Linked DNA regions of Homo sapiens: regions 1, 2 and 3 are each linked to region 4. A link is a contact called in ENCODE Hi-C or POLR2A ChIA-PET data. All regions are on one chromosome and are shown on one strand. Each heading gives the region's core, a stretch centred on a gene start or an enhancer-like site at or near the end of the contact. The rest is flanking DNA. Distances are from core to core; before and after follow the strand shown. Region 1 has its middle 13 kb from the start of LASTR. Region 2 has its middle 13 kb from the start of TRV-TAC3-1. Region 3 overlaps NET1 (neuroepithelial cell transforming 1). Region 4 has its middle 35 kb from the start of LINC02639.

What was found. Hi-C counts contacts between places; a loop is a spot of excess contacts on that map. ChIA-PET counts read pairs that join two places held with the same protein, here RNA polymerase II (POLR2A). Pooled maps may share reads with other maps.
Region 1: a loop to region 4 is called in a map with no recorded cell type, with 9 times the contacts of the local background. The contact joins two enhancer-like sites. A Hi-C loop is called at or near these places in 3 of 37 single-sample maps with no recorded cell type and 2 of 50 pooled maps.
Region 2: a loop to region 4 is called in a pooled map, with 4 times the contacts of the local background. The contact joins two enhancer-like sites. A Hi-C loop is called at or near these places in 2 of 37 single-sample maps with no recorded cell type and 3 of 50 pooled maps. POLR2A ChIA-PET finds 5 or more read pairs at or near these places in 1 of 52 experiments (OCI-LY7).
Region 3: a pooled map shows a loop between it and region 4 (5-fold over the local background). The contact joins two enhancer-like sites. A Hi-C loop is called at or near these places in 2 of 37 single-sample maps with no recorded cell type and 2 of 50 pooled maps.

The regions. Positions count from the first base shown.
Region 1 is chr10:5,581,094-5,585,901 of GRCh38, forward strand. No RefSeq gene overlaps it. Among named protein-coding and RNA genes, the nearest start is that of LASTR, 13 kb to the right of the region's middle. RefSeq lists enhancers at 2,311-2,839, 3,446-4,645. Within about 2 kb of position 2,663, at least 7 of the 41 ENCODE cell types and tissues checked have a DNase peak (open chromatin) inside an H3K27ac peak, as active enhancers do.
Region 2 is chr10:5,838,854-5,843,075 of GRCh38, forward strand. No RefSeq gene overlaps it. Among named protein-coding and RNA genes, the nearest start is that of TRV-TAC3-1, 13 kb to the right of the region's middle. RefSeq lists enhancers at 1,171-1,470, 1,681-1,860, 2,141-2,190. Within about 2 kb of position 1,563, at least 9 of the 41 ENCODE cell types and tissues checked have a DNase peak (open chromatin) inside an H3K27ac peak, as active enhancers do; they include OCI-LY7, where a contact is called at or near this core.
Region 3 is chr10:5,447,527-5,451,995 of GRCh38, forward strand. It overlaps NET1 (neuroepithelial cell transforming 1), which reads left to right. Exons shown (of 12, transcript NM_001047160.3): 4 at 4,304-4,411. Among named protein-coding and RNA genes, the nearest start is that of NET1, 37 kb to the left of the region's middle. Within about 2 kb of position 2,490, at least 11 of the 41 ENCODE cell types and tissues checked have a DNase peak (open chromatin) inside an H3K27ac peak, as active enhancers do.
Region 4 is chr10:3,866,307-3,870,718 of GRCh38, forward strand. No RefSeq gene overlaps it. Among named protein-coding and RNA genes, the nearest start is that of LINC02639, 35 kb to the left of the region's middle. RefSeq lists an enhancer at 3,397-3,896. Within about 2 kb of position 2,974, at least 4 of the 41 ENCODE cell types and tissues checked have a DNase peak (open chromatin) inside an H3K27ac peak, as active enhancers do; they include OCI-LY7, where a contact is called at or near this core.

The sequences.
Region 1 (4,808 bases), core at 1,413-3,912, 1.7 Mb after region 4:
CCGCCTGCCTTGGCCTCCCAAAGTGCTGGGATTACAGGCATGATGAGCCACCACGCCTGACCACCACCACCATTTGTTGAAAAGGCCATCCTTTCCCTGTTGAATTGCTTTGATAATTTTGTCAACAGTCAATTGTTCATGTCAGTGTGGGTCTACTTCTGAGCTCCACTCATCTATTTGTCTATTCTTAGGTCAATACCACACTATTTAAATAGCTAGCTTTACAGTAAAACTTGATGTTAGGTAGTGTAAGCTCTCCAACTTTTTCTTCTTTTCCTAAATTGTTTTGCCTATTCTAAGTCTCTACATTTCCAAATTTTAAAATTCATTTGTCAATTTATATTTGTTTTAAATGAAAGCCTATTGGGATTGTGTTGAAGCCATACTTCAGCTTAGGGGGAACTGACATATTAATACTGAGTTGTCCAATCCATGAACATAGTATATCTTTCCATGTATTTACATCTTCTTTAATTTCTCTCAGCATCATCTTGTGTTTTCAGTATTGATATTGAATATTTCCCATCTTTTATTAATCTGTTGCTAATTATCTTATGTTTTTTGACACTATTGTAAATGGAATTGGTTTTTTAAATATCAGTTCCCAAATGTTTGGTGCTACTATATGAAAATACAATTGATTTTTGTATCTTGACCTTTCTTCAGAAGTGTTTTAATGGGATCTGAAAGAAGAAGTGAGAGAGGTTTAATGAATCAGCCTGTACCTGAACAGGAAGAGAGAAAATGAACAGAAAGGGAACTGACATGCATCGAGTTCTCTATCTGCAAAGCACTCTGCTGGAAATTTTTCATACTTAATTTTCACAGCAACCCTGTGAAGTTGGTTGTTATCCATGTTTTACAGATAAGGAAAGGAAGTGCTCCAGGACCCCACAGGTAGCAAGTGGCAGCCAGGATTCAACCAGAGCTTTTGAGCCCTAAACCCTGCATTCCTCTCGGTATACAGCGCTGCCACGATGCCGCAGAGCAATAGCATGTCAAGTGCTCGCAGGATGGATGCATAAAGAGGTGGCAGCTTACATCAAAGCCAGGTGACCTCCCGTCCAGCTCCTGCAGCCAGGAGGTGTGAGATCCCTGGTGGGCACATAGAGCTAAAGTTCTCCCACCTGTTCTTTCTAGGGCTTAAGCTGCCATGAGCCAATAGGCATGGATGGATGTGATATCCACAGCATGGTGAGCCATGGGCAACAGGGGCATGACCTAGTCCTGACCACACTGGGCCAGCACCAGGCCGGCCATGCCTCCCCAGAGCCTCCCTGGTCTGGGAAGTTTGTGGGCAGGATAGCAGAGCTGTGAGGATCAGTTCCACCTTGCAGATGAAAGAGTACCCTGAGGCCCAGACAGAACCCAAGTGCTGAGCCCGAGAAGCGAAAATCAGCACTTGGGCTTTGTTCCCCAAACCTCTCCTAACATGAGCATCACCGGGGGCAATTTTTCTAAAGCAGATTCCCAGATAACTTCCCCAGAGTTTCTGATTCAGTAGGTCTGAGATGCGGCTCAGGAATCTGTGCTCTAAGCTGCCGAGTGATTCTTCCAATCAGGATATTCTGAGAAACATGAAGTTACTGCTTCCTTAAGGGATTAGGGAAAAACCTGCAGATTGGATGGGAATGAAACAGACCTCCTACCAGAAGTGAGGTAAAGGTCGAAGCCTGTGCTCAGGCAAGCGAGCTGCGTGAGTACCTAAAATGTGTAGGGGATTCCCTCTTCGATGAGTAAAACGGCCAGAGCTCGGCTCTTAGGAAGGTTAACTCCTGAAATGTTGGGTGGGGTCAGGGAGGGACGCCATGGAGAAAAGGGCTTGGCTATGACTCTCAAAGCCTTCAAAGGAAAATGCCCCCCTCTGGCTCCCCAGGATATGGCAGCACAAGACGTCCAGTGGGTAACTGGAAAGAAACCGTCCCAGGGCTCGTCACAAATCACTGCCCAACCAATGAATCACAGGTTATCTAGACAGGCTGAATTCACCACCTTTGCCCATTGGCCGCTTAGGTGCTGAGGCCGCAGGATCTGCCAGCACAGGACCATCAGTTCCCTCCCGTGCCTTATTTACATTTCATTTTATTATTTTTTTAAATTTTATTTTAGAGACATGGGGACTTGTGTCGCGCAGGCTGGAGTGCGGTGGCACAATCACAGCTCACTGCAGCCTCCACCTCCTGAGCTCAAGAGAGCCTCCCACCTCAGCCTCCTGAGTAGCTAGATTACAGGCACGTGTCACCACCCCTGGCTAATTTTCTTTTAATCTTTTGAGGCTGATGTTCTGGTACGTGGGAAAGGAGAGGGAAAGGGGCTGCAGAAGAGAATGAGAGAAAGGGAGGAAGGAATTGAAGACATTCAAGTGTGAGTGGGGAAATGCATAAAAGAGAAAAGGCTACGCAGGGCCAAGTGGACCCCTGAAAACACAGACACAGAGCAGGCACATGCTGGTGGTGCATGGCAGGGCGCTGTGCTGGGGGCTGTCCCGGCCTGGAGAGGGGCAGAGGGATTGCAGTTGACATGTCAACAATCGCTCCTGAATGGCAAGCCCGAGCCCTCCCCTCCACTCCTTCACTCCTGAAGTCCGGTCAAGAGGCTCCAGGCTCTTTTTTGTTACCTTTTTCCGCACCACTGGTTGCCCTGGCAACAGCCGCAGCTGGCCCGTCTCCCAAATCACAAGCTGTAATGAGAATCTCAGGCAGGTTTGTTCTGCTCTGCTGGCTCGCAGACAATAGGTGGAACGCTGGCCCACAGCTGTGGTTTCAGAACCTGTCCCCGAGGATGCCCCGCAAGTAAGGGGAGGGAACAGGGTCTGGGAGGAAAGGTGAGAAAGGGCTCAGCTAAGAGAGAAGGCAGCGGAGGAAACAGGAATGTCCTGGAACTTCCCTACCACCACCTCTGGGACAAACCGGCTGGATGGGAGTGCACAGTGGATGGATCCATAGCTGAATACACAGCAGCACCTAAAGGAAGTGTCTGCCCAGCCCCCAGCCTGCGCCTGCGCCTCCACTGTTCTCACCCAGCGGCTTCAGTGAAAACACGCTGTCCAGATCCACAAATGACCCAAAGCTTCCAGGGAGAGCAAATGTGCTGCAGGCGACAGAGCTGGTATTCATAAAAGAGACCATATTCGATTGGAACAGTGGGCGGAAACTAATAATTTTGAGAAAGATATAGGAAAAGTTGGCTGAACAGAAATTGTCTCGAGAGGCCGGGCGCGGTAGCTCAGGCCTGTAATCCTAGCACTTTGGAAGGCTGAGGCAGGTGGATCACTTGAGGTTAGGAGTTTGAAACCAGCCTGACCGACATGGTAGAACCCCGTCTGTACTAAAAATACAAAAACAAATGGCCAGGCATGGTGGCGGGCACCTGTAATCCCAGCTACTTGGGAGGCTGAGGCAGGAGAATTGTTTGAACCCAGGAGGTGGAGGTTGCAGTGAGCCAAGATCACGCCACTTCACTCCAGCCAGAGCGAGACTCCGTCTCAAAAAAAAAAAAAGAAAAGAAAAAAGAAATTGTCTCGAGAGTCCAAATCACTCGCAAGCTCAGTGCACATCAACAGGGACGCAGCAGCTTAGAACACAGACGCAAGCGGGAGGCACGTGTGCCAGTGTGTCACTGCAGCCCATTCTTTGCCTGGTGGCTGAGCACCCCTCAGGTAAAGTGTATGGGGTCTTAGAAGTCAAGTTGGTGGATGCAGTTTGAATTCAGCTTCCAGTATTTAAAATGTTTGTAATTGTATAAATCAGAGGCTGTGTAATGTTGGGGTCAAAAGCAGGAATGCTGGAGCCAAACTAACTGGGTGTGAATCCCAGTGTTTATAAGCTGTGTATCCTTGAGGAAGTTACTTCACCTCTCTGAGTGTCAGTTGCCTCATCTATACAATGGAGGCAATAGCACTGCCTCCCTCCTAGGGTTTCAGTGAGAATTGAGTCAGTGACTCTAGGTAAAACACTCAGAAGAATGCCGGCACACCGAAAGTGCAAATTCTGGTTGCTAATGGTATTAGTGACTCAGCTGTTGCTTTCAAAAGGTTGATGAGTTGTTTTTGCCTGGAGGGCCCTGGACTCGGAATGCCTGGCCACCCTCAATACTCTCGAACCTAAACTCCTAGTCACCCTTGTATGGTCAGGCTGTGTCTGGCCACTCCCGACAGGAGGTGAGTAAGAGGGACCAATGACCCTCTCCCCAGAGCAGCCCGAGGCCACATGCACCAGCCCATGGTGCTCCTATGGCCCTTGGAGAGCCCCACTAAGGAAGGGCTGTCCCTCTGCTGGCTGGTCCGTGGGGACCCAGTATTCTGAGGACTCACAGCTGCTGAGGAAACACACTTCCACTACCAGCTTCACACCCAGCACGTGCGGGAGCCGTGGAAAGCCACCACCCTTGTCTCCCTTCCTTAGCTAGGAACCCTCTCTTCTTCTTCACTGGGTCTTGGGAAGACTGGAGAGGGCTTTACCCCCTGAGAATGGAACATTGTATAATCATCTACTTGTTCAGAGGAGAGAAATCCTACTCCAGCTCAATCTCTAGAAGAGATTTCTGTAGGCAGCCCAGCACTTCAGCTCAGACGCCATCGCACGCTGGGACCTTAGCCAAATCCTCTTGTTCTTAATTTCTCCCCATCAACACGAGAGTGTTGATTTCAGGGGAGCCTGGAAACTTCTCCATCCACCCAGACTTGTTGGAGAGGCGACTTGCACAGTGCTTTGCAGAAACACAGGTCTCTGTTTTCAGGAGTTGCTCTCGGGAAGGTGAAGCTGTGATCTTTGAAAGCTTTGTAAAGTTCCCTGCATTTCAGAATCACA
Region 2 (4,222 bases), core at 313-2,812, 2.0 Mb after region 4:
CATGGTGGCGGGCGCCTGTAGTCCCAGCTACTCGGGAGGCTGAGGCAGAAGAATGGCGTGAACCCGGGAGGCGGAGCTTGCAGTGAGCCAAGATCGCGCCACTGCACTCTAGCCTGGGTGACAGAGCGAGACTCTGATAAAAAAAGAAAAAAAGGGAATCGAGCATTAAAGTATGCTACATCATGGATGAACCTTTGCAATATTAAAATAACAGAAGCCAGACACAAAAGGTCACATATTGTGTGATTCCATTGATATGAAATGTACGGGATAATTAAATCCATAGAGACAGAAAGCAACTTGGTGGATGTCACAGGGACCTTTGTTTGAATCCCAACTTTGCCATTTATTGGTGGTCTAACCTTGAGCAGGGCATTTAACCTCTCAAGATTCCAGTTTGTTCATCTGGAGAATGGGGATGACCGTCAAGCCCACCTCAGCAGGGCATCGTATGGGAACTCTGAGCTTGGACCCGCTCAGCAGTGTTTTTTTTTTTCTTTTTGAGACGGAGTCTCGCTTTGTCACCCAAGCTGGAGTGCAGTGGCACAATCTCGGCTCACTGCAACCTCTGCCTCCTGGGTTCAAGTGATTCTCCTGCCTCAGCCTCCTGAGTAGCTGGGATTAAAGGCGTGCACCACCACGCCTGGCTAATTTTTGTATTTTTAGTACCGACTGAGTTTCACCATGTTGGCCAGGCTGGTCTTGAACCCCTGACCCTCCTCGGCCTCCTAAAGTGTTGGGATTACAGGCGTGAGCCACGGCGCCCGGCCCCTGCTTAGCACTTCTGTCATAGGCTCCTGTAACACGTGCCATTTCCAGTTGTTTTGTATCTGGATGTCACGTTAGACTGGACCCCATGTTGGCAGGGACTGCAACCGCTGTGTTGACCACTGTGCTTCTGCCCTGAGCACAGTCCCTGGCACGTTGCCGTCACAGTCTGGGAGGGGAGAATGAAGAGTGACTGCACATGGGTGCGGGGTTGTATTTGGGGTGAGGAGAACACTTTGGAGCTAGATAGCGGTGGTGCCTGCAGAACAGTGAATGTTTTAAATGCCACTGAATTATTCCTTTTATTTATTTATTTATTTTAGTTTTTTTTTGAGACAGGGCCTCTCTCTGTCACCCAGGCTGGGAGTGCAGTGGGACAATCATAGCTCATTGCAGCCTCAACCCCCACCAGGCTTAAGCCATCCTCCCACCTCAGCCTCCGGAGTAGCTGGGAACACAGGTGCACACTACCATGCCCGGCTAATTTTGTTTTTCTTTTTTCGGGGACAGGGTCTCACTATGTTGTCCAGGCTGGTCTCGAACTCCTGGGCTCAAACGATCCTCCCACCTCGGTCTCCCAAAGTGCTGGGATTACAGGTGTGAGCCACTGCACCCGGCCCGAATTTTTCACTTTAAATGGTTCATTTTACGTTACTTGAATTTCACCTCGATAAAAAAACAACAAGGCATCTGAAGTTGTCCACAGGCTTCACACAGCACGTGGAAAGGCGGGCCGGGGTGACTCACCCCTCTGGGGGTCAGGAACGCCGTTCTGGATAACTCGCATCCCCCTGGGGATGTGAGTCTGAGCTGCCCCGGCGAGCGCAGCTGTGTGCAGGGCCCGCAGTTCCTGTTTCCGTCGAGCCTACAGCCCAGAGAAGCGTGTGCTTCTCCCCACGGAGGTGGGTCTCCGTTTCAGGGTCAGACCTGAAAGCATCGGTTGCGTTTGCTGGAGTTGTTGTCAGCATGTTTGCCGCTTTGATTTAGAGGCCGGGATAAAGGGCGATTATCAAAGGACTGCATGTTCCCGGCATGGCCACGATGGGCCCCGGCAGTGTCCCTGGAGGCAGCAAGCTCACTGGACAGGAACAGAGGTGCCATTGTGTGTGGCTAAAGCAGCTAGAAAGTCAGTGCTTCTCTGCTGCACTGTGAGGCGGGAAGAAGATGTATTTCCACCTCGCGGGGCACCTCGTGTCCTGTCTGGGGGGTCTGTGGGCACCAGTGTCCACCCAGGTCCTGCTGCAGAAAGTGGGGAGGCCAGTGGCTCTGGGGCCCTCATTTGGATTTTTTGAGAATTCGTGCCTCCACGCTTTGTCCAAAGCTCTCCTGAAAACCCCTTCGAAAGTCAGGCACAGCCTAGTGAAGGTGCTGTTCCCACGGTTCATGTCATGTGGCCCTGGAAGGTCTCACTCGCTGCAGGTGACCGGGGGGCAGGAGGACATACAGAAAGGCTTCAGCCCACGACTGCCCTGGTGACGCGGGTCATGTCCTCACCCTCACGCCCCCTCATTGCCCCTTTATTTCTGGCATTTCCTTCCTCGGTGGGAGGCCCCCTCTCTGGTGCTGCAAATAAACACCAGACCCCGCCCATCAATCACACCTCTTCAGTGACACAATGACACCCTTTCTGTGCATCAGTGCCCTGTGCTGTCAGAGTCTCGTGACACAGATTCAAACTATTTGGGGATTCTATTTTGGCCAAGCACTGGCCAGTTATTTAACAGGTATGGATTATTTTAACCTTTGTAATTACTGCATAAAGCAGGTGTTACTAAATCCATTGTACGAATAAGGGTACTGACTCAGGTTGGGATTGGCCAAGGCAAGAAGCTGATTAGTGGTGGGGCAGGATTCAAATGTCTGAGTTACTGTTTTTTATACTGTAAGTTCAAAAAACAACAATAACAAAACAAAAACCAAAACAAACAAATAAAAATAAATAAGTAAACTGTAAGTTTAATAAGCTGGCCCTATAAGTAAACCAGTTACTGGAGGCATTCTCCCTCCAGAGCGAAAACAAGAGATTTCTGTGGCAGCTGTCGTATATTTGTAGAGATGGGAGTGATTTGGATAGATTGTTTAACGGTAGGCGCGGGGTCTTCACACAGCCCCTAAATCACCAAATGTGACTGCCTGGTCTACATGCACCAGAAGCTGCTATTTGACAGCTTTACTTAGCGAATGGCTTAATCACGGCATTTCCCCCTCGAATTGATGTAAAGGTGACTCCAAGAGCACAAATTCATTGAAAGTGTTTCTGCCACCATCCCCTTCATGTATACATCAAAGAAAATCAAGAGTAGGATGCCCCTGAGGCCATGGCGTGAGCTGGAATGCTCTTCTCCAACTCATGGTGTTGTCTTCTATATTAGTCTGTTCTCTCATTGCTATGAAGAAATACCTGAGACTGCATAATTTATAGAAAACAAGGTTCAATTGGCTCACGGTTCTGCAGGCTGTACAGGTCGCATAGCACCGGCAACAGCTTCTGGGGAGGCTTCCGGGGGCTTCCAATCATGGCGGAAGGCGAAGGGGAGCAGGCGACTGACATGGCGGGAGAGGGAGCGGCGGCGGGGGGCGCATTTTTAAACAACCAGATCTCATGACAACTCACTACTGTGAGGGATCCAACCCCACGACCCAAACACTTCCCACCACGGCCCACCTCCAACATTGGGGATTACAATTCAACATGAGATTTGGTGGGGACACAGACCCAAATTATTTCATCTTTTGTGAAGCCCAACCAGATCCCCCATCCCTGACACGAATTGCTCCTTCTCTGGTATTTCTCTCCTCCATTAGACTGTGAGATCCTTGAGCTCCGGCACTATATTTTAGCTATCCTTTTCAGTGCTCTTTCAGCGAGAAAAACATTAAAGAATGAAGAAAGGGAGGAAAGAGGAAAAGCTTCCAGAGGCTTACAATTCATTATTAACAAGATAATGTGGTGCTGGGCGCGGTGGCTCACGCCTGTAATCCCAGCACTTTGGGAGGCCAAGGCGGGCGGATCACGAGGTCAGGAGTTCAAGACCAGCCTGACCAACATGGCGAAACCCCTGTCTCTACTAAAAATACAAAAATTAGCCCAACATTCCTGGCTAACATGGTGAAACCCCGTCTCTACTAAAAATCCAAAAAAAAATTAGCCGGGCGTGGTGGCGAGCGCCTGTAGTCCCAGCTACTCGGGAGGCTGAGGCAGGAGAATGGCGCGAACCCAGGAGGCAGAGCTTGCAGAGAGCCGAGATTGCGCCACTGCACTCCAGCCTGGGCGACAGAGCTAGACTCTGTCTCAAATAAATAAATAAATAAATAAATAAATAAATAAATAAATAACATGGCCGGGCGCAGTGGCCCACACCTGTAATCCCAGCACTTTGGGAGGTTGAGGCAGGCAGATCACTTCAGGTCAGGAGTTCGAGACCAGCTTGGCCAATATAGGGAAACCCCATCC
Region 3 (4,469 bases), core at 1,240-3,739, 1.6 Mb after region 4:
TCACTTATATGCTAGGAATAGTGTTCCTGCATTCAGTTAACTGTGTATCTCTTGATTGTGGTAGTGGTTTCCGTCTCTATACACACGTCAAAACTTATCTAATTGTGCATTTTAAATATGTAAAGCTTACTGAATACCCCAGCAAAGTTGCTTGTCATGTGTACACATACACACACCTTTTGGTAGTTAAAATAGCTGCCGTCTTCAGGAAGTACACTTTTATTTGGTGTGGTTTGGCTTTGGTTTTTGTTCTTGGTTTTGGTCTTTGCCTATGTGTCGGTTTTCTCAAAATGTGTAAGTATTTCCTTTGAGTAGAGCAGTCATCCACAGTCACTAGTGTGAATCCTGCAGCTTATCATCTGTTGGGCCCATAGAAGCTGGCCTTTGTTTAGTATCAGCATGGGCTGTGTTTCTGCCTTACCTTTATTTCTAAGTTACAAGCACTAGGAATGTTGTCACGGTTTTAGATCTAGTGACACAGCTCTAAATAATTTGAGTATTTCTAGAAAAGGAATTCATCCCATGTGATCATAACTCGTTTTTATCTTTTTAAAAATAACTTTTATTTTCTTTTGATTTTAAAGTTTTGCTAAAGATTTTAAGAGAAGATTATTTAACTATTATAACCCAAAGGAATAGACCCAGGTGCATACTATTTTTTTTATTCAGTGTCTTGATATGATTGGTTATAGAAGAGACCCTCCTAAAATATGTTCTCTAACTGGCATCATTAGAAGAAAAAGCCTTTCTACAGAATGCTGACTTCTCAACAGGATTTTTCCATGTCGTTGCAGTTAGCTGTAAGGCATAACCTGAAAAATACTTTAACTTATTCTCAACAATTTTCTGTTTATAGATGTCGAGAAATTTTTAAGGCATAAAATCTAACTACAAGTGGATTACTAACATTAATTAATACCCTGATCTGTGGACAGATTGCCTATAATAATGTATGTGACTGCCTGGCTAACCTAGTCTGATTAAAAATTAACCTAAATTGACAACATAAACTTATGTTAGAGAGTGTTGGACTTTTTTTCCCTCCAAGTGAACTTTAGCCCTGGTGAAAGGTTCCCTGCAGCAGAAAATTCATTGAGCATGTAAAGCTTGTTGGCATTTTTTTGTTTATTCCCATGGATTTTTGGATTTTTTTTTTTTTTTTTGAGGAGAGTAAGGTTCCAGTATTCGTATCTGTTCTTTAAGCTTCTTGAATTTGCCATAACGTGTTTCCAGGACTCCAAAGTAAAAAATAAACAATCCTAGCAGTGGAACTATGGGTGCCTTCCATTTGGTGGTGGTGAGATAGAAAGCGCCTGTTCCACTCCCCCTTCATCACCTCCAAATGCTGTGTCTGGCCTATCTAAATATTGTATTAGGAATCTGTTTTGTGACTGCAAATATTTAGGTTCTTAATAGTCAAATCAAGATTATTAAGATAGTTCATGTGGACCTCTAAAGAAAACTACTTTTGGTTTCGGCTCACATGGGCCAATTTCTGACGTGTATTCCGAAAGACACAAATTTTTGTCCCAATCTTTTAGGTGGCCTGTGAATGCCTAAACCATGTCACTTTTCCACAGAAGTTTCATGTATGAGTCTGTTTTCAAATAGTATATGTATCCTGAAATTAGTAGCAGCATTATACCTTTACATTTCATAATCACACTTTTCGTTATTTTAGTCATTAAAATTGTTCATACTTTTAAAATATATATACTAAAAGTTTGTTTTGTATTTGCCAAACATTCTTCATGTATGTCCTTTGAGTGAGGCAGGAAAGTTATCCACCATCATCCCCAAAAGCATGTGAAAAAGTGCAAAGTGCCCTCCTCCTTTCTCTCCCTCTCCCAACCTGTATTTCCTGAGTAAGCATCATACTTCCCAAGACATCCTAGATTTGATAAACTCTGAAAAGCAGCATTTCCTTTGTGGAGAAGTGGGATTATAGTTGGATTTTTAAAGGACTGTGGAACATATTTAACCACCAAATACCACTTGGCATAATATGCTGCCACCCTAAAGAGACCACATCAACAAAACCCGTGTTCGTTTCAGAAGTATGCTTTAGATATATTTACATTCACTTATCTAAATCTAAATTCTGTAGTTTTAAAATATCACATAATTTTGAGTTACCAGGAAGTTAGTAGTTGTACAGTAACTGGTCCTATAAAGATAATAAATTTTTATCATTAATTTGATTTTATGTGATAAAATAGATATCAAAAATTTATTTCCTGCTAACAAAATTTTCCTTTCATATTCACTGGGAAAAGCACCTTTCCAAAGACCTTTTAAGTTGAAATTAAATATTATATTTTCTGGGAAGTCAAATTTGTTATGCATGAAACAAGGAAGAGGAGTTAACCTCTGTTCCCAAAAAGCGGAACAGAACTTTCTGACAACTGCTTTGTTCCAGTGAAATGTCGGCATTTCTTACTCTGTGAGGTAATTCTATCTTCAGTCCAACAGGAGACTCTTTGTGCTGTCTTTACTAAATGGAAAGGAATGCCTGTGCTGGCCCCTGCACACGCGTGTGTCAGTCAGTCAGCACAGATGTACGTGGGGGAGGCATCCACACATGTCCTCAGAAGCACAGCGTGTGCCATCTTATTACATATCGCGAAGGTTTCTTTTGCAGTTAGTTTATATTCAAAGTTTTACTTTGGAGTTGATTATTTGGTATGAGGGGTTGATCTACAACTCTGCCTCTTAAAGCCTTCAGATTTCCAAATTCTTTCATTATCTACCAAGTTTCCTTAATAGTTCACATTCCTTTCTGATACATATGTATACATTTAGGAGCTTTAATGAGTCTAATTGTTTCTTTGGATATTCAAATTATTTACATTTCTTTCCAAATAATGTTAACTTTTCCTATCAGTTTATTCTTAAATAATTAATTAAAAAAAATTTTTTTTTACCCAAACCAAAAATGGTCAATATAGTCTTCAGTTGTTTAAAGGCATTATTTTTACTCATTTTCTACACCCCTTCCTTTTTATATTACTTTAGTCATGTCAAAGAATTTTTAGAAAAAGTTGCTTCTTCTGTTATTTTTAAATGATGTCTTATTTTTCAGTGATAATTTTAATATAATTTTAAATTATATATCCTCCTGGATTCTCATCAAAATTATTTTGTCAAGTATGCCACAATTGTCAGAAGCACAAAATACAAATAGTTATGCTCCATAGACATAAAGAATAGACCTGCTAGTTTTATGATCTGGCATTCTTCATTTCAGTAACTGTGTGAGTCACCTACTGGTATGCCTCCATTTTTCTAGCGATAAAATTAGAATAATGCAATTTTTGTAAAGTTTCAAAATCCTTGAATAAGTGATGTGTTTGCTATATTATTATTTAAAAGCAATAACATGTAGAATCATAACTATTTCTTCTCGATTTGTATATATCTTTCCTTTAAGTTAATAAATTACTGTTTGAGAGAGGATCTAATTTATCTATGAATCCCAGTGTTTATGTAGTAAATGGAAATATTCCTAAAATCTGTTAGTAATAGCTCAAACTGAGTATGTGCCAGGCACTGTTTCAAGCCATATTATTCATTTAATCTTCACAACAACTTCATAAGAGAAGTGCTACTTTTAGCCCCATTTTATAGATGAGAAAACTGATGCCAAGGGTGTGCCCTAGCAAGTGGTAGAGCCGGGATTTGTGCCCAGTCAGATTTCAGAGCCTGGGTGCTCTTTTAACTCCTCCCTGCCTTGGCTTCAATATTTTTCAGCCCATTCCAGTGTCAGACATGTTGATTGAAAGGTTGTATTTTCTAACGGAAGTAGTTAAGAATGAAATGATACAATGTCTGAGATTTGCTTTAAAACATTTAAGTAGGGACAAAAATGAAACAAATTGTTATACCAGACACTGTGGAGGCCCCTCGATAGACACATGGGATCCATTATGCCATTCTCCACTTTCATGTATGTTCGAAAATTTTCATAACAATAAGGCTTTTTTTTAAAAAAAAAAAAAGTTATTCCCTGCATTAAACTGAAAAGTTCATTAGATTTTAGGATGTAATTTCCTTGTTTGAATTTTAATTTTTTCCCCTATTGGAAATATTTGACTGGCCTTTCTTACACACTTATTTTTTGAAAAGTTACTGCTACTCAATAGAGTTCTTATTGTTTTGACAATGAAGAACAACTCTTACTTTCATGTTTCTGTATTTTATAATGTACAAAAATTGTTTTGTGAGAGGGCTTTACTTTGTCCAAGTTTGTATGAAATCATTGCACCTAGACATATATTTAGTGTCATCTGGTTTGTTTTTATAGGAGCCAAGCAATAAAAGAGTTCGACCTCTGGCTCGTGTCACGTCCTTGGCAAATTTAATCTCTCCTGTAAGAAATGGAGCTGTCAGACGTTTTGGTCAAACAATACAGGTAAAAAGAGAGGAGGAAGAGTAATGTAGTCAGCGGACTTTATAGAAGCCTGGAATTT
Region 4 (4,412 bases), core at 1,724-4,223:
TGCTTAGCAGACTCTGGCAAACTGTTACTGGTTTAACATTGTTTTCTCCCAGGACATTCACCTTTTTGGTAATTTACACTTAAGCTATTCCCACTTGTCTGCAGTTCAGCAGAAACATACGTCTTGGCACAAATGAAAGAGTGACACCATCTCTCACAAGGACCACACTGTTGCTCATCATGTTTCCCAGAAATATGTGACATATGTTGGAGACCAAATAGAAGCAGTTCCTCAACACTTGTTTCAGGTTGTCAGAGAACTCGACCAGCAGCAAAGACAGCAAGTATTCCAGACCACCATGCAAATAATGTTCTGAAAAGAAGTCGTATTAGTCTGGTTCAAGAACAGTTTTAGCTGGTTATAGCTAACTGCCACTTCACACTTGGTGATCACTGCATAGACATATCTGAAAGGTGGAAGCACTGCTGTAGTAGCCCTTAAATACAGTTATTTTATGGGTTTTGTTGTTTTTGTTTTTGAGACAGGGTCTCACTTTGTCTCCCAGGCTGGATTGCAGCTGTGTGATCTGGGCTCACTGCAGCCTCCACCTCCCCAGCTCAAGTGATCCTCCTGCCTTAGTCCCAAGCAGCTGGGATTACAGGCTCGTGCCGCCACACCTGGCTAATTTTTGTGTTTTTTACAGAGATATGGTTTTGCCATGTTGCCCAGGCTAGTTTTGAACTCCTGAGCTCAAGTGATCCACCCGCCTCAGCCTCCTAAAGTCCTAGGATTGCAGGCATGAGCTATCACGCCAGGCCGTTTTATGTTTTATTTTTGTAAAATATTCTTGTTGTAAATTGGTGACATAATTAGTCTTAGTCCATCTAAATGCTAAGTGTCAGTTTCAACTCTAATCTAAATGATGGTCTGCAGCAGAGGTTTCCAAATATTTTGAGGATACACACCTCATCAGTAAAAAGGTTTTGATCATGAACATATAAAGACATTAACATTTGCTGATGTGTAAGACCAGCCCCTTCCTGCTGGGTGGCTTCCATGAGCAATTAGACAGTGATAGGAACAAACAATATAGAGACAGGTAAGTCTTCTGTTATATTTTGAGCATTATAAAGGATACACAGAAACATACACGTAATAAATGAATCAGATAAAAATAAATGTGCATAGAAGCTCTAATGTTCTTTTACTTGTATTGCAATATATCATTCTGTACAGAACCTTGGGTGTGTGCACCTCACCTGTGGGACCCCTGAGCCCATCTGTGAGACCTGAGGTGCTGTCACAAGTGCTCAGGGAAGGAGTGAAGTTGTTTTTCCACTGTGATGACTCTGGCTACATGAGAACGTTTTCTTTATGACTGAAGTAGAGTCACATTGGATAGCAGTAACTTTGATATCTTCATCAGAATGAGTCATTTTAATGTGTATTGCCTTGTAATCATAAAAGTTGAAGTATTACTTTTTTTTTTTAACTAGAGCACAGTTACAAGTAGATGTTTGCCATCATCATAACAAGAGGAAGTCATGGATTTTATTTTAAGGCACATAAACTGAGATCATGGGCACATGATCAAGTATCAATCTTCTATGTTGGGAGAAGACAGGGCCTAAGGTTTATGCATTACATAACATGTGCCAGGCACAATTCTAGATGGTTTGGATATGTTAAAAGAAATCATGGCTCTAAATTCCGGTACACAATGTTTAGTAGATAATAAATGCTATTATGTTTCTGATTTCATCATCAAAATTATCCAGACAGCTAGGTATGACTACACTAGTCATCCAAAATCACCTGAAAATCAGAGAGCTTCAGTGACTTTGGGTGTGGTCACTTCTTAGTAAGAGGCAGAATAGACACTTCTGATTCCATCGCTCATGTTCAGGGTTTTAATTTTTTTTCTTTTTTTGCTCCTTTCACTGTATAATTGCTCATGTGAGATGTTCCAGAGTGAATAGGCTGCCCTTTGGATATTGTCACATATAAAGACAATAAGAGTAAATAGTTGCTTATTTGAAGACATCCATAGAATGGCTCATGTGTCTTGTTTTTTGCTTTTGTTTGTTTATTTGTTTGTAGACACAGAGTCTCACTGTCACCCAGGCTGGAATGCAGTGGTGCGATCATGATTCACTGCAGTCTTGAACACCTGGGCCCAAGCTATCATCTCGCCTCAGCCACTTGAGTAGCTGGGACTACAGGTGCACACACGCCACTGAGCCTAGCTAATTTTCAACTTTTTTTTTTTTTTTTTCAGACAGAGTCTAAATCTGTCGTCCAGGCTGGAGTGCAAAGGCACACTCAGCTCAGTGCAACATCCGCCTACTCGTTTCAAATGATTATCTTTCCTCAGCCTCCTGAGTAGCTGGGATTACAGGCACCCACCATCACACCTGGCTAATTTTTGTATTTTTAGTAGAGATGGGGTTTCACCGTGTTGGCCAGGCTGCTCTTGAACTCCTGACCTCAAATGATTCGGCCCACCTTGGCCTCCAAAAGTGCTGGGATTACAGGTGTGAGACACCACGCCTGGTCAATTTTAAACTTTTTTGTAGAGACAGGGTCTTGCTCTGTTGCCCAGGCTGGTCTCAAACTTCTGGCTTCAAGGGATCCCTCCACCTTAGCCTCCCATTCTGCCACATTCTATTTCTGTAGAAGCAAGTTACAAAGTCCAGCTGACACGCAGAGGAGCAGAATTGAACCTCACCTTTTCAAAGAAGGATTGTCAAAGGATTTGTAGATATATTTTCAAGACACCACACAATGCATTTGATGAGATTCTGATTATAGACCCTTTGGCATATTTTATGTGGACTGTAAGGAACTGGGAAGGATCTAATATTTTACCCTATTTGTAAGGTTTCAAGTTAGCCTGTCCTAGTTTTGTGAATGCTGACAGAAGATATGAGTACTCTGGGTCAAAGACCAAAAGGACTTTATGACTCAAGCAATAGCAGTAGGCAGAGTATCAGCAATTTTGGTTCTCCTACTCCCCACCCCCAGAGGGTGACTGAAGGAGGGTCAGGTGACATTTGCACATGCAGTGGATTGCATTTCAGGAGGTGAACCTAAACTTGGAGGATGGGAAGCTGCCTTTCACAAGAAGCAGTAGGCATACCTGCCCTTTGCTTTGAAGGACACACAGTCTCTGTCTTCCAAAGCTGTTCACTATTTAACTATCTTTCACAAGATACTCCAGGACAAAGACTCTCACGGCCTCTACTCAGAAGATGTGCAGACATGTGAGGGTCATGGAGAATTCTCTTCCGAGTTTATGATAAAGGTGGTTGCATTAGTCAGGGTTCCCAGAGAAACAAACCAATAGGAGATAGATAGGTGGATATTTTAAGGAATTTGCTCATGGGACAGTGGAGGCTTGGTGAGTCCAAAATCTGATGGGGGTGGTAAGCAGTCTGGAGACTCAGGAAAAAGCTGCAGTTTGAGTCTGAAGACAGTTTCGTGCAGAGCCAGAAAGGGCTGATGTTGCAGATGAAGTCTGAAGGCTGTTTGCTGCTGAATTCTCTCTCGCTTGCAGGGAGGTCAGCTTTTTGTGCTCTTCAGGCCTTCGGCAGATCGGATGGGGCTCACCCATATCAGGGAAATCTCACCCAAAAATATCCTCACAGAAATATCCAGAATAAAGATTGACCACATATCTGGGCACCATGGCCCAACCAAGCTGACACATAAAATTAACCGTCACACTAGTGGTATGATTGCTTTATTTAGTTGCAAGAGTTGAAAATAAAAAAAAAAATTAAAAAGGCATTTGGCTGAGGGGCACGGAAGGGCAGCCTATATTTATTGTGAAGTAATGTGTTCAACTGTGAGGGTTCATGTCTGAAGATAGTTCTAAATAAAAAAAGATGATTTTTCTTAATTCCCATTGCCCCATTTCAGATTCCCATTTGATAATTTAAACAAATGCATACTAGCAGCCAGATGCGGTGGCTCGTGCCTGTAATCCCAGCACTTTGGGAAGCTGAGGCAGGTGGATCATCTGAGATCAGGAGTTTGAAAGCAGCCTGGCCAACACGGTAAAACCCCATCTCTAGTAAAAATACAAAAATTAGCCAGGCATAATGGCAGGCACCTGTGATCCCAGCTACTTGGAAGGCTGAGACAGGAGAATCACTTGAACCTGGGAGACGGAGTTTGCGGTGAGCTGAGATTGCACCACTGCACTCCGGCCTGGGTGACAGAGTGAGACTCCATCTCAAAAAAAAAAGAAAACAAAAATGCATACTGGCATGGTCCACCCTAGTCAAACAGATTCAAAGAACTACAGACTTGGAGGAGACCCCAGAGATAATATAATTCATCAACATCATGCTACAACTTTCTGAATATCATGCAAATAGTTACCTGTAGAGCTGGGACTTAAAACCCAGGGCTCATACTCTACTCTGTCCAAGAGCATTAGAACTGTGGCTCACGGAACCCTGGGTTCA